Linked DNA regions of Homo sapiens: region 2 is linked to region 1. A link is an interaction called in ENCODE POLR2A ChIA-PET data of the cell type or tissue named here. Cell type or tissue: PC-3. All regions are shown on one strand. Each heading gives the region's core, and the rest is flanking DNA. Links, peaks and the distances in the headings are about the cores only.

Evidence for each region. ChIA-PET counts read pairs that join two places held together with the same protein. Peaks named below come from ENCODE experiments on the same cell type or tissue, not always from the same donor. Only the 100,000 strongest peaks of a DNase experiment are listed, where the experiment ranks them.
Region 2: POLR2A ChIA-PET joins it to region 1 with 9 read pairs; 3 of 35 experiments call an interaction of 5 or more read pairs at or near these places.

Annotation. Positions count from the first base shown.
Region 1 is chr14:75,921,235-75,925,657 of GRCh38, forward strand. The region is part of intron 31 of TTLL5 (tubulin tyrosine ligase like 5); the gene reads left to right. Among named protein-coding and RNA genes, the nearest start is that of TGFB3, 59 kb to the right of the region's middle. In PC-3, for the core only: no CTCF peak of the experiment used is centred there; no DNase peak of the experiment used is centred there.
Region 2 is chr14:75,714,815-75,719,237 of GRCh38, forward strand. TTLL5 (tubulin tyrosine ligase like 5) reads left to right here. Exons shown (of 32, transcript NM_015072.5): 10 at 3,047-3,148. Among named protein-coding and RNA genes, the nearest start is that of TTLL5, 56 kb to the left of the region's middle. In PC-3, for the core only: no CTCF peak of the experiment used is centred there; a DNase peak (open chromatin) is centred at 1,787; H3K27ac peaks cover 1,273 bases.

The DNA of each region.
Region 1 (4,423 bases), core at 256-4,255:
TCCCATTTGTCTTTTTTGGCTTTTGTTGCCATTGCTTTTGGTGTTTTAGTCATGAAGTCCTTGCTCATGCCTATGTCCTGAATGGTATTGCCTAGGTTTTATTCTAGGGTTTTATGGTTTTAGGTCTAACATTTAAGTCTTTAATCCATCTTGAATTAATTTTTGTATAAGATGTAAGGAAGGGATCCAATTTCAGCTTTCTTCATATGGCTAGCCAGTTTTCCCAGCACCATTTATTAAAAAGGGAATCCTTTCCCCATTGCTTGTTTTTGTCAGGTTTGTCAAAGATCAGATTGTTGTAGATGTGTTCTGTTATTTCTGAGGCCTCCGTTCTGTTCCATTGGTCTATATATCTGTTTTGGTACCAGTACCATGCTGTTTTGGTTACTGTAACCTTGTAGTATAGTTTGAAGTCAGGTAGTGCGATGCCTCCTAAGCTTTGCTCTTTTTGCTTAGGATTGTCTTGGCAATGTGGGCTCTTTTTTGGTTCCATATGAACTTTAAAGTAGTTTTTTCCAATTCTGTGAAGAAAGTCATTGGTAGCTTGATGGGGATGGCATTGAATCTATAAATTACCTTGGGCAATATGGCCATTTTCACTATATTGATTCTTCCTATCCATGAGCATGGAATGTTCTTCATTTGTTTGAGTCCTCTTTTATTTTGTTGAGCAGTAGTTTGTAGTTCTCCTCGAAGAGGTCCTTCACATTCCTTGTGAGTTACATTCCTAGGTATTTTATTCTCTTTGTAGCAATTGTGAATGGGAGTTCGCTCATGATTTGGCTCTTTGTTTGTTTGTTTGTTTGTTACTGGTGTATAGGAATGCTTGTGATTTTTGCACGTTGATTTTGTATCCTGAGACTTGGTGAAGTTGCTTATCAGCTTAAGGAGATTTTGGGCTGAGACGATGGGGTTTTCTAAATATACAATCATGTCATCTGCAAACGGACAATTTGACTTCCTCTTTTCCTAATTGAATACCCTTTATTTCTTTCTCTTGCCTGATTGCCCTGGCCAGAACTTCCAACACTATGTTGAATAGGAGTGGTGAGAGAGGGCATCCTTGTCTTGTGCCGGTTTTCAAAGGGAATGCTTCCAGTTTTTGCCCATTCAGTATGATATTGGCTGTGGGTTTGTCATAAATAGCTCTTATTATTTTGAGATACATTCCATCAATACCTAGCTTATTGAGTGTTTTTAGCATGAAGGGCTGTTGAATTTTGTCAAAGGCCTTTTCTGCATCTATTGAGATAATCATGTGGTTTTTGTCTCTGGTTCTGTTTATGTGATGGATTACGTTTGTTGATTTGCGTATGTTGAACCAGCCTTGCATCCCAGGGATGAACACTTGATCATGGTGGATAAGCTTTTTGATGTGCTGCTGGATTCAGTTTGCCAGTATTTTATTGAGGATTTTCGCATAGATGTTCATCAGGGATATTTATCTAAAATTCTCTTTTTTTGTTGTGTCTCTGCGGGGCTTTGGTATCAGGATGATGCTGGCGTCATAAAATGAGTTAGGGAGGTTTCCCTGTTTTTCTATTGACTGGAATAGTTTCAGAAGGAATGGCACCATCTCCCCTTTGTACCTCTGGTAGAATTCGGCTGTGAGTCCGACAGGTCCTGGACTTTTTTTGGTTGGTAGGCTATTAATTATTGCCTCAATTTCAGAGCCTGTTATTGGTCTATTCAGAGATTCAACTTCTTCCTGGTTTAGTCTTGGGAGGGTGTATGTGTCCAGGAATTTATCCATTTCTTCTAGATTTTCTAGTTTATTTGTCTGATGGTAGTTTGTATTTCTGTGGGATCAGTGGTGATATTCCCTTTATCATTTTTTATTGCGTCTATTTGAGTCTTCTCTGTTTTATTCTTTATTAGTCTTGCTAGCAGTCTGTCAATTTTGTTGATCTTCTCAAAAAACCAGCTCCTGGATTCATTGGGTTTTTTTGAAGAGTTTTTTGTGTCTCTATCTCTTTCAGTTCTGCTCTGATGTTAGTTATTTCTTGCCTTCTACTAGCTTTTGCATTTGTTTGCTTTTGCTTCTCTAGTTCTTTCCATTGTGATGTTAGGGTGTTGATTTTAGATCTTTCCTGCTTTCTCTTGTGGGCATTTAGTGCTATAAATTTCCCTCTACACACTGCTTTAAATGTGTCCCAGAGATTCTGGTACGTTGTGTCTTTGTTCTCGTTGGTTTCAAAGAACATCTTTATTTCTGCCTTCATTTTGTTATTTACCCAGTAGTCATTCAGGAGCAGGTTGTTCAGTTTCCATGTAGTTGTGTGGTTTTGAGTGAGTTTCTTCATCTTGAGTTCTAATTTGATTGCACTGTGATCCGAGAGACAGTTTGTTGTGATTTCTGTTCTTTTACATTTGCTGAGGAGTGCTTTACTTCCAATTATGTGGTCAATTTTAGAATAAGTGTGATGTGGTGCTAAGAAGAATGTATATTCTGTTGATATGGGATGGAGAGTACTATAGATGTCTATTAGGTCTGCTTGGTGCAGAGCTGAGTTCAAGTCCTAGATGTCCTTGTTAATTTTCTGTCTTGTTGATCTAATATTGACAGTGGGGTGTTAAAGTCTTCCACTATTATTGTGTGGGAGTCTAAGTCTCTTTGTAGGTCTCTAAGAACTTGCTTTATGAATCTGGGTCCTCCTATATTGGGTGCATATATATTTAGGATAGTTAGCTCTTCTTGTTGAATTGATCCCTTTACCATTATGTAATGGCCTTCTTTGTCTCTTTTGATCTTTATTGGTTTAAAGTCTATTTTGTCTATGTATTTTAAAGACTAGGATTGCAACCCCAGCTTTTTTTTTTTTTGCTTTCCATTTGCCTGGTAGATCTTCGTCCATCCCTTTGTTTTGAGCCTATGTGTGTCTCTGCACGTGAGATGGGTCTCCTTAATACAGCACACTGATGGGTCTTGACTCTTTATCCAATTTGCCAGTTCGTGTCTTTCAATTGGGGCATTTAGCCCATTTACATTTAACGTTAATATTGTTATGTGTGAATTTGATCCTGTCATTATGATGTTAGCTGGTTATTTTGCCTGTTTTTTTTTTTTTATTGATCATTCTTGGGTGTTTCTCGCAGAGGGGGAGTTGGCAGGGTCATAGGACAATAGTGGAGGGAAGGTCAGCAGATAAACAAGTGAACAAAGGTCTCTGGTTTTCCTAGGCAGAGGACCCTGCGGCCTTCCGCAGTGTTTGTGTCCCTGGGTACTTGAGATTAGGGAGTGGTGATGATTCTTAATGAGCATGCTGCCTTCAAGCATCTGTTTAACAAAGCACATCTTGCACCACCCTTAATCCATTTAACCCTGAGTGGACACAGCACATGTTTCAGAGAGCACAGGGTTGGGGGTAAGGTCACCGATCAACAGGATCCCAAGGCAGAAGAATTTTTTTTGGTACAGAACAAAATGAAAAGTCTCCCATGACTACTTCCCTCTACACAGACACGGCAACCATCCGACCTCTCAATCTTTTCCCCATCCTTCCCCCCTTTCTATTCCACAAAACCGCCATTGTCATCCCGGCCCGCTCTCAATGAGCTGCTGGGTACACCTCCCAGACCGGGTGGTGGCCGGGCAGAGGAGCTCCCCACATCCCAGTAGGGGCGGCCGGGCAGAGGCGCCCCTCACCTCCCGGATGGGGCGGCTGGTCGGGCGGGGGGCTGACCCCCCCACCTCCCTCCTGGACGGGGCGGCTGGCCAGGCGGAGGGCCGACCCCCCCACCTCACTCCCGGACGGGGCGGCAGGCCGGGCAGAGGGGCTCCTCACTTCCCAGTAGGGGCGGCCGGGCAGAGGCGCCCCTCACCTCCAGGATGGGGCGGCTGGTCGGGCGGGGGGCTGACCCCCCAACCTCCCTCCCGGACGGGGCGGCTGGCCGGGCGGGTGGCTGACCCCCCCACCTCCCTCCCGGACGGGGCGGCTGGCCTGGCGGGGGCTGACCCCCCCACCTCCCTCCCGGACGGGGCGGCTGGCCTGGCGGGGGCTGACCCCCACCTCCCTCCCGGACGGGGTGGCTGCCGGGCGGAGGGGCTCCTCACTTCTCAGACGGGGCGGTTGCCAGGTGGAGGGTCTCCTCACTTCTCAGATGGGGCGGCCTGGCAGAGACGCTCCTCACCTCCGAGACGGGGTCGCGACCGGGCAGAGGCGCTCCTCACATCCCAGACGGGGCGGCGGGGCAGAGGCGCTCCTCACATCCCAGACGGGGCGGCGGGGCAGAGGCGCTCCCCACATCTCAGGCGATGGGCGGCCGGGCAGAGACGCTCCTCACTTCCTAGATGGGATGGCGGCTGGGCAGAGACGCTCCTCACTTTCCAGACTGGGCAGCCAGGCAGAGGGTCTCCTCACGTCCCAGACGATGGGCGGCCAGGCAGAGACGCTCCTCACTTCCCAGACGGGCTGGGGGCCCG
Region 2 (4,423 bases), core at 268-4,267, 210 kb before region 1:
ATCAATATCTGGGTGCTAGATACGCTCATTGTTTTGGGGCATTTCTGCTTTCAGACCCTGGCCATGAGCAGAGTTAGGAAATTATGTATTTATGTACATATACACTTGTACATCTGTATTTCTATATCTGTCTCTAATGTATTGTTGAAAAATAGAAGTTTATACTAGTACGCACAATTCTAGTTCAAAACTACAGAGTTCCTTCTTGTTTTTTGCTTTTCATATTTTAAAATCTCTTTTCCAACAGCAGGAAATCTGGCTCGCAGTATCTTTAACATATTTATTTATTTGCTCAATTCCTTTGTATGTGGCCAGTTTCCTGACCCCACTGGGCCACTGTCCCATTCAGATGCCGTTTTTATATGGATTTATACCCTTATTTGGTGGCCTCCCTGCTTAGAAAACCTCCTTGTGCTTCTGGCTGACTTCCCACCCTACTCACCATCTTCCTTTTTTTTTTTTTTTTTTTTTTGTAACTCACCATCTTCCTCATGTGGGCCCTGGCTACCCCTGGGCTGCAAGAAGGAAGGTCTGATTTTTATATGTTGTTCAGGTAATTAAAGTTTAAAAGAAAAAACAAAGCTTTTGTAGGTTAATCAGAACTTGACCAGTAGGTCACATTCAAGACTAATGTGACCTGTGGTCTAGACAATAAAAAAGAAAATAGTGGTCAGATGATGATGATGGCTTATTTACTATGGATTTTAGTGAGAGCTATAAGCTCTTACTGGGGTAGGAGGAAAGATGAACATGCACACCTTTTCTCTCCATAGTGTATGTTCCCCACTAGACTGAGGGAGATATGGAGTGGAGCACTTTCACCCTTCAGGGGAACTTTTCCTTTAAGCTTTTTTGTTTCACTTTAATTTTTGCTGCTTCTGCTTCATACACTCAGTTTAGAATTCCACGCTTTGATATTAGAAATCTTATCCTTGCTGGGGTTCAGAATAAAATGCTCCAGTGAAAAGGAAGATTAGGAAGAAGAAACATGATTTTTTTTTTTTTTAGATGTGCAGCCCTCTTGAAAAAAAGAATATAGGAATGACAAATGTGTTGGTACCCGATTCCAGCTCACCACAGACTTTTGTCAGGCTTTTCATGTTGACCAAGTTAGATCAAGTACTTGTAGTAACTACAAGAGATGAAAAGCCTCTTTTTCTGAAGCAGAAGCTTTCCCCTCCTTCTAATTCATTGTTCTTTGAGGGGAGAGGATGACAGGAGGGATGTCACCTTGAGGTAATGTCTGGCTGAGGCAGGCAGCCAGCACGGGGCCCCTTTGCATCTCACAAGAATTCAGAGAATGACAGTCTGCAACTTGCTTGGACAATCTATTAGAGGAAGATTGGGATGCATAGGCAAGGGTTACTCACCAGGGCACTGGGGTGTGACATGGCTAGAAGTTAAGTGATAACTACTGGAAGTTGGAAGTTTCTAGAAAATCTGGGGTCCTTCTCAAGCACAGACATAATAATGCTCATCAAACTCTTGTCTTTTAGCCTAGTCATCATTTTCTCTTTGTCCACATCCTTTTTCCTAGCCTCATGTTTGTTTATTTTAGTTTTTTGGGTTTGGGGTTTTTTTTCTTTTCACTATTCTTTCTTTGGCTCTTGTATATTTCTGGTACAGGGAATTAGGGAGTGGAGATAGTGGGTGGATGAGAAGAAACAGAGAAGAGGAAAGTTTTTTAATGCTGACCTTTAATGTGGTGAAAATTCATGTTGACTTCATAGTCTGAGTAAGCATATGTAAATAATTTGTAAGTCATATGAAAATAAACTTGTGGCCTTCTTTTTTTTTTCACACACTTGGATATGCCTCTTGGGAAAACCACTCTAGTGAAGGGTGATATGGTTACAGTGGTATGTAAACAGGGGTTGATATCTACCATAACCATTCGCCTTGAGTGTCCTTTTGTTGATACTGAGCATCCTTTTGTTGATATTGAGCATCACTGGAAAGTTCTCTCTTTCCCTGGTTACTTCCTTCAGAGGCACATGTATTTTATACTTTGGTCTTCTTTTGACAACAGTCCGGGATATCAAATTGCTACCCTGTTTTCAGTGGGCTCCATGTTTAATTCCTCTTTTGCCTTCATTTCAAATTCAGGACTAAGTCTCTTGCACTGTGCCCATATTTATGCCGTTTTGCTTTGTCTGCTGTTAATGCTGTCATTATCATTCTTTTTAAATGAGTATTATGGATCAGTTCTATTCTTTCTATGGATGTCAGCTCTAAGCCTACATATAGCTGTGCTGTCATTTTTTCTTTTTGCTTATTTTTTTTTTCATTGAATGCTATAGTACCAGGCACTGTGTGGGCACTCAGTCGGTGTTTCTGTTGCCTAGGCTGGAGTGTAGTGGTGCGATCACAGCTCACTGCAGCCTCTGTCTCCTGGGCTCAAGCAGTCTTCTCACCTTGGCCTCCCAAGTAGCTGGGACTACAGGTGCACACTACCACGCCTGCTTAATTTTTTAATTTTTTGTAGAGATAGGGTCTTGCAGTGTTGCCTAGGCTGGTCTCAAACTCCTGGGCTCAAGCAATCCTCCTGCCTCGGCCTCCCAAAGTGTTGAGATTAGAGGCATGAGCCACCATGCCCAGCCAGTTGTTATTTCTGGACCAGCTAATGCTGCATCTTTCACAGTATCCTACACACAATTTCCCAGGTTGTAAATAGCTATATTTTCAATTTTCATTCTTCCTATTGGTGTAATGTTCTATATAAGAGAAGCAATGTCTTGTTGTGATTAAGTCCATGGGTTTTGGAGTTGGTGTGATCTTGAACAAGTTATTTAATAGACCACATTTAGTTTTCACATCTGTTTTTCAACTTGGATACGATATTATCTACTTCATAGGGTTGCTTTAAGGATTGAATTAAGTATGACATTATAAAACACTTAGAATGGGAGTTAGCACTTAGTAGGCACTTGGTATTTGTTAGGTAATGATATTACCCTCCTTTATTATTATCTCATTGATCCTCAGTTCCAGCCTGTATTTCCTTGAAACTCTGTTCCTGGCATTTAACCTGTTTCCCTTCTATCAGGTTTGCAACTGTGCGATATGATCAAGGAGCCAAGAACATTCGGAACCAGTTCATGCATCTGACAAACTACAGTGTCAACAAGAAAAGTGGAGATTACGTCAGGTACTGGCTGTGTCTGAGCCAGAAGTCAGAGGTGTCAGTCTCAGATGTGGGTGTTGTAGAGGTGGAAAGGTAACATGTGGCACTGGAGGACAACTTTACATTAATGTCCATGTACCATTTATGGAAATCTGTCAGTCATATAACAGTGTTGAGGCATATCTCCTGCTGCTTCTCCATTGCCTCCCCGGTTAACGGTGTCACCTTTCTCTACCAAAATGTGCCTTCACAAGTTTTTCTTCCTCACTGCCTTCCCTCACTTGACTTAGGAATGGGAATTTAATAGGCATATGGAACGTTTTAGAAGTTAAGAAATGAGGTCATTTCAGCACTTGGCAAACATATCAAAAGCTTAAAAAATGTCTGTACCCTTTGACCCCATGGTTCCATTTCTAGGAACTTAACCTTAAGGAATAAAAGATGTACACACAGGATCAGTGATAAGAATGTTCATTACCATGTATTCGTAGGTGGAAAAAGCAGGTTATCAGATAGCACATGCAACTTAACTTTCTTGCTTGAATATGAGATATCTAAAGCTGCTTATTTTTGCTGAGGGGGGAGGAAAAAAAGACCAGAAGTAGTACCGAAGTGTTAATTTAGCTTAACTATAGTGGGTAGGATTGTGAGTGGGTGATTTTTATTTTCTTCTTTGTGCCATTATGTATTTTCTAAATTTTTCTAAAATAAATACTTGTATGATCAAGAAAAAGAAAAGGAAAAAATCAAAGAAAGAAAGAAATGAGGCCATCTCAGAAAAGGATTCAGTGGAAGGGAGTACTAGCCCAGCTGTGTGGAAATATTCTTTTTGCTCTGTTTTCTTTCATGCCGATATTTTTGCCAGAAAGTGGAAAAGTGGAAAAGAGACCCAAATAGTTACTTTCTACTCAGACTAAAAATAGGTTCCTAGCAGGTCCAAGGAAAGAAAGAAAGGAATCTGGAAGTGATAGAATAGTTGCTGAAGCTATATAGGTTTCAGCAAATATCCTGTGAGCAGCATTTGCATTGACTGAAGAGATCATACCTCCACTGTGAAAGATGAGCAAAGGCACAATTGGTGGAGAGTGGGATGGTGGTAGGGAGTGAGGGGACAGCTGCAAAACACAGGTTCCAGATTGCGGGGCTCTTCCAACATTCGTGGGAGGCTGTGCCATTGGCCACTCCGCTGCCATAGCAATAGTATACCTCCTCACTCTTACTGTCACTCCAGTGCACTCTCCCTTCAGTGTTACCTCAAAAAAATCAGGAAAAGCCATATCTACTGCCAAAGAGGAGGGA